Regions from separate parts of the Homo sapiens genome. Here region 2 is linked to region 1. A link is an interaction called in ENCODE POLR2A ChIA-PET data of the cell type or tissue named here. Cell type or tissue: OCI-LY7. All regions are shown on one strand. Each heading gives the region's core, and the rest is flanking DNA. Links, peaks and the distances in the headings are about the cores only.

Region 1 (2,911 bases), core at 251-2,750:
TGGGGAACACATCCTATTCACAACTGTAATAAAAGCTATAAATACCTGGGGACAAAATTTACTACTAACTAGAGGCAAGAGGGAATTAAAACAAAATATTCTCCCACCAGATTGGCCAGTATTTCAGAAGCTGCTAAGACCTAGTGTTGGTGAAGGTGTTTGGGAAAATAACAGCTGTTCAGAGAACTACTTAGTAGATTGAGCAAATCAATAATTTCCATCCAAGAGTTCCAGTTCAAGGAATCTGTTCTGCAGAAATGCTCACACATAGAGATTGCAGATTGGCCTCCAGAAGAGCTGAATCCATTTGCATGCCCACGGGGGGTGTCTGAGAGCTCCTCTTGCCCAGTGTCATCCTTGTCAATTCAGAGGGACTGCTCTCTGAGTACTGTAATAAAGACCTGACTTGGATAACATTAATATTCTGTATTGTGAGAAAGGAAAAAGGACGATCCTACTTTATACAGATCAGCATTGAGTAACTCACTTACTAAGTAGGTATAGACTCAGCAGCCACAGCTTCTTTCTGGACCACATTCCCAGGTCACAGAGTTAACATAGCCAGGAAGAAAGAGCACCGCACCGGGAGAGGGAAACTGAGCAGCTGACCCTAGCTCTGTGCCCGCTGGCAGCATCAGTTCCCTTCTCTGGGGGTCTTCATTTTACTATCTGAAATGAAGGACCCCCCCCAAGCATCTTGGGGTCACAGACCCCTGTAAGAATCTGCGAGAAGAAATGGCCCTATCTCCCCCACTTGTTGTAGAATTCTGCCCAGTCTTCTCCTTGAGGTTCAGTGGATTTTTGGTGAGAATCTGAGCGAGCGGACAGCTAAGATTTCTTGAGTCTGAATTATAGTTGGCTGAGTCTACCGTAGTCTCAGTAAGCTTTACCAGACACAATTCATGTATTTCCAACTAATACACCTTTTAGAAATCACACCTCTTCTTTGATAGGCAGTGTGTGCACATGGTGCGTAGCTGGAAAGGCCATACAGTGAAAACCCACCTCCCTCCCTGCCTGCCTCCCTCGCAGGAGTCCTTCCTGAGATTGGGAAACAGTTACAAGCATATCTGTGAATTTTTATAGATAAAAAAGATCTTAAAGTTTTACATATGTAAAATATATACCTTCTTCAAAGAAGGATATGAAACAACAGTAAAAGACAGGCATAAATGTAGCAGTTTACAACACAGAGTCAACTGTGAGCTCAGCTGTGGCTGAGAATTAATTTTAGCTCTGGGTTTCTGGCAACTAAATCCAAAAAAGGAAGCACAGCAGGTGACACAGCTGACATTGTCTCATAAAGGGGAATATATGCTTTTAATATATTTAAAAGGGAGCTCTCCCCACCATCCTGAGTGATTCGTATTTATTTTTAATTTGTACTTTGCTTTGCTTTTTAAACTTTGCTTTTTTTTTTTAGCAAAAACTAATATAACCACACTCTTAAAAGTTTAAAACTAGAGTTAAAAAAAAATTCTGTATGTTCATCATCTTAGTGTAATTATTGTCAGCACTGAGGTATTTTTTTCACCTTTGTTTCTTTTTGCTGACTCTCATTATTGTAATCATGGTATCATTTATATCTTTTTCCATTGAACATTATATTATAAACCATATTTCACATTTAGTTTCTAAAATCCATAATTTTTAATAGCTCCATAATGTGTAATTAATTCTTTATGCAACTTTATAATGGCCAATAATCAGGAAGCTGTTTCTTTTCAGCTTTTTGCTCTTAAAAGGAATATTGAACATCTTGATTCACTTAAATTTGTCTGTTTCTCACTTTGATTTCAGAATAGATTCTCAAAAAGCAAAATTACTGGGTCAAAGAGTGAAGAGATTTAAGCCCTTTTTACACACTTCCAATTGGATTAATGCCACCAGCAGTGTCTGAGAGCGTAGTTTTTGCTGCACTTTTGCCTGAAATTAAACTTTTCAAAGAAACGTAGCAACTGAATGCTTATTTTATGAGAGACTCAGGGCTTTAAGAACTACTTTATAGGAAATGTAAGAACAGCTCTGAATTTGGCCCTTCTATTCTACACTGACGTAAATTGTCAGCGTAAAACAGAGAAACCTGCACACATATCACGCCAGGACTCACGCATAGAGGAGCCGGAAGGCAGGACATTAAAATGCAACTCAGCGCACGCTGCACTGTTTCCCAGGGGAAGGGTGGTTAGCCGAAACTCATGCCACACCCATTACTGCTTTTTGAGATAAAATAGGAAAAAAGTATATAATTCTACATAGTTGAGTAAGTTCACACTCACACTTGTTACACAGGGCTTCATGTACCAGTGGCCGGTTTTATTTCTTAAATGGGTAGTAGGTGTGTAGAGATTCATATTATTTTTCATATGCTTTTGCATGCCTTAACTCTGTCAAAAAAAAGATATCAGTTGTCTCAAAGGTGTGGTCACGGAAAAGGCAGCTTTCATGGAGAAGGTTTTCAGCAGGTCATGGCTGTCTGGCCCCGGCCCAGTCTGCCCCAGGCCTGGCAGCAACTGAGGGACCCAACCCAGTCTGGATGGGTGCCCCGAGGAGGCCTCACCCACCAGCAGTCAACGCAGTGCAGCCAGGACCTGGCCAGGTCTCAAGAGAGAGTCGAAGCCATGAACTGATCTTTATGACATGAGTGCATCACAAACTATTGAAGTGGTGAGAAGCTAGTTTCTCACAGCTGCCACTTTAGCAATTGTGAGTTTTCTTTGGTTTATTTGAATTGAACATTGGGAGAGTGTAAGGTCTTTCTAGCTGTTGACAAATGGGATCACGAAGATTAAGACAAATTAAGACAGACCTATGGTGCCCATTTAGTTATCTAATTGTCCCTGTAAGCCTTCAAAAATGTTAGAAATGACCTTTGGCACATAAAAACTGTCCCCGAAATTGCTTCTTGCAT
Region 2 (2,911 bases), core at 231-2,730, 100 kb after region 1:
GAGACGGGGTTTCGCCATGTTGGCCAGGCTGGTCTTGAACTCCTAACCTCAGGTGATCCGCCTGCCTTGGCCTCCCAAAGTGCTGGGATTACAGGCGTGAGCCACCGTGCCTGGCCAAATTATCACTTTAAAGCTCAAATTTTATCTTTGGCAGCAAATGCTATCAGTTGTTTTCCTTGAAGCACAGGCTTACTTTGTTAATTTTCAAGAAATCATCTGCCAGATCCCCAAGTCTGAATAAGCAAAGTTTATCTGTTTATTGTTCTTTCTGTTTATTGCTCTTTCAAGTACAAGAGGCAGGCAGTGGAAAGCAGCAGAGAGACAGGGGCTCCCACTCAGAGTGAACAAGTGCCGGCGCCCCCCAGACACCCCAGAGTCGAGGGACTTGGGCCGCAGCAGCAGAGGGGCTTCTGGTGCACTTCTGTTCCCTCACACAGAATATCAAAGAGAAGAGTACTCAGGGGTCAAGCAGTCATAAAACTAATCACTTGGCCATTTACTCACAGATGTCCCTAAGAGAAACTGGCATTGTTTCCCAAGTGCACAGCAGTGAGGACTGCGGTGACCACATGCAATTTGGAGCCCTGCCTTGATGCTGGGAAGATACTGGCTCTGTCCTTTTATTGCTTTTGCAGAATTAGCGCAAATGTCAATACAGCAAAAAAGGCCAGTCATTGGCCGGGCGCCATGGCTCATGCCTGTAATCCCAGCACTTTGGGAGGCCGAGGTGGGTGGATCACCTGAGGTCAGGAGTTTGAGACCAGCCTAGTCAACATGGTGAACCCCCATCTCTACTAAAAATACAAAAATTAGCTGGGTGTGGTGGCTCATGCCTGTAGTCCTAGCTACTCGGGAAGCTGAGGCACGAGAATTGCTTGAACCCGGGAGGTGGAGGTTGCAGTGAGTTGAGATCACACCCACTGCATCCCAGTCTCACTCTGCAACAGAGTGAGACTTGGTCCTCCCCCCACCCCTCCACCCCCACCAAAAGAAAAGGTCAGTCATGTCTCAGTAGCACTGTGACAACAGTTATGTCTGGAAAAGTTCTTGGAGCCACCAGGGTGTGTGGCCCAAATGCTAAGGAGCAGCTGATGGAGGCCTTGGGTCACTTGGTGGTGGGGTATAGCAGGCCTACTATCTTGTTTTTGGCTGCCTACATCTTTTTTTCTTTCTTTTTTTTAGAGACGGTCTTGCTCTGTTGCCCAGGCTGGAGTGCAGTAGTGCAATCACGACTTACTGCAGCCTCAAACTGTTTGGCTTAAGTGATCCTCCCATCTCAGGCTCTGCAGTAGCTGGGACTATGGTTGCGAGCTACCACACCTGGCTAATTTTCGTATTTTTTGTTGACATAGGGATCTTGCTCTATTGCGCAGGCTGGTCTTGAACTCCTGGTCTCAAGTGAACTTCCTGCCTTGGCCTCCCAAAATGCTGGGGTTACAAGCATAAGCCAACACACCTGGTCTGCCTACATCTTTTTTTTTTTTTAATTTTTATTTTTTTGTTTTGTTTTGAGACAGGGTCTCACTCTGTCACCCAGGCAGAAGTGCAGTGGTGCGTTCTTGGCTCACAGCAACCTCTGCCTCCCAGGTTCAAGCAATTCTCCTGCCTCAGGCTCCTAAGTAGCTGGGACTACAGGTGTGCGCCACCATGCCCAGCTAATTTTTGTATTTTTAGTAGAGACTGGGTTTCACCATGTTGGGCAGGCTGTTCTAGAACTCCTGTCAAGTGATCCGCCCGCCTCGGCCTCCCAAAGTGCTGGGATTACAGGCATGAGCCACTGTGCCTGGCCTTAAATCTTTTTAAGACAGATTTTTGCTATGGAAATTTCACAACTATGCAAACATGGAGAGACTAGAATACTGAGAGCCGGTGCCACCCCCAGCTTAACAGTTACCCTCTGGCAGCCAGTCCAGGGTCCTCTGTGTCCCCACCCACTGCTCCTTCCCCTGGGTTATTTTAGGCAAATCCCAGACATCATGTAATTTCCTCCTTCTTCATCTTCCCGACACTGTTGGTGCTTAGAGAGTCCTTTGTTATTCCTTTTCATTCCCCAGCTCAGAAACCAGCTTCCCTTAGCCCGCCAGGCAGACCCACCACACACATGGTGTCAGAGCACTTGGGACACGTGTATGTGGGGAGCCATCCATGCTGGGTGGCAGCGGAGGCCTCTTGCCCTTGGGGGATAGGATTCCCCAGAGGTCTCCACGAACAGCAGCAGAGGAGGCTCCTGCCGCCTGGTTGGGGATCTCTGAGTAGGCAGTTCTCTGCTCCTCTTGAAAATAAACTTCAGCACATTCCTCTTCTGCCTCAACCAGGCAGCTGAGAACCCTGACTGATTTCGGCAGGGGCGGGGTGTCCATTTTCAGCTTCTCTGGGTAAACTGCTGCCATTAGTGCCTGTGCCAGTTTGTGTCCACCAGCAGCACTTCCTGTTGTCCTATTTCCTATACCCTTTCCAGTACTCAATATTGCCAGACTTGTCTATTTTTGCCCATTGAAAGCGTGTCAGGCTATTTTTGTTCTTTCTGGGTTTTTGTTGTTGTTGTTGTTGTTTGTTTTTTTAGACAGGCATTTGCTCTGTCACCCAGGCTGGAGTGCAGTGGTACAATCATGGCTTGCTGCAGCCTCGACCTCCGGTCTTAGGTGATCCTCCTGCCTCAACCTCAGCCTCCCAAATAGCTAGTACCACAGGGGTGTGCCACCATGCCTGGTTAATGTTTTCTGTTTTTGTAGAGATGAGGGGTCTTGCTATATTGCCCAGGCTGGGCTTGAGCTCCTAGCATCAAGCAGTCTTCCTGCCTCAGCCTCCCCAAGTGCTGGGATTTACAGGCATGAGCCACTGTGCCCAGACAAGGCTATTTTCTTTTCTTTTCTTTCTTTCTTTTTTTTTTTTTTTTTAGACAGAGTCTCAC

What was found. ChIA-PET counts read pairs that join two places held together with the same protein. Peaks named below come from ENCODE experiments on the same cell type or tissue, not always from the same donor. Only the 100,000 strongest peaks of a DNase experiment are listed, where the experiment ranks them.
Region 2: POLR2A ChIA-PET joins it to region 1 with 7 read pairs; 5 of 35 experiments call an interaction of 5 or more read pairs at or near these places.

What each region holds. Positions count from the first base shown.
Region 1 is chr18:12,313,554-12,316,464 of GRCh38, forward strand. All of the region lies in intron 3 of TUBB6 (tubulin beta 6 class V), which reads left to right. Among named protein-coding and RNA genes, the nearest start is that of TUBB6, 6.8 kb to the left of the region's middle. In OCI-LY7, for the core only: no CTCF peak of the experiment used is centred there; a DNase peak (open chromatin) is centred at 1,238; H3K4me3 peaks cover 437 bases; H3K27ac peaks cover 969 bases.
Region 2 is chr18:12,413,768-12,416,678 of GRCh38, forward strand. The region is part of intron 1 of PRELID3A (PRELI domain containing 3A); the gene reads left to right. Among named protein-coding and RNA genes, the nearest start is that of PRELID3A, 7.3 kb to the left of the region's middle. RefSeq lists an enhancer at 1,907-2,857. In OCI-LY7, for the core only: no CTCF peak of the experiment used is centred there; no DNase peak of the experiment used is centred there.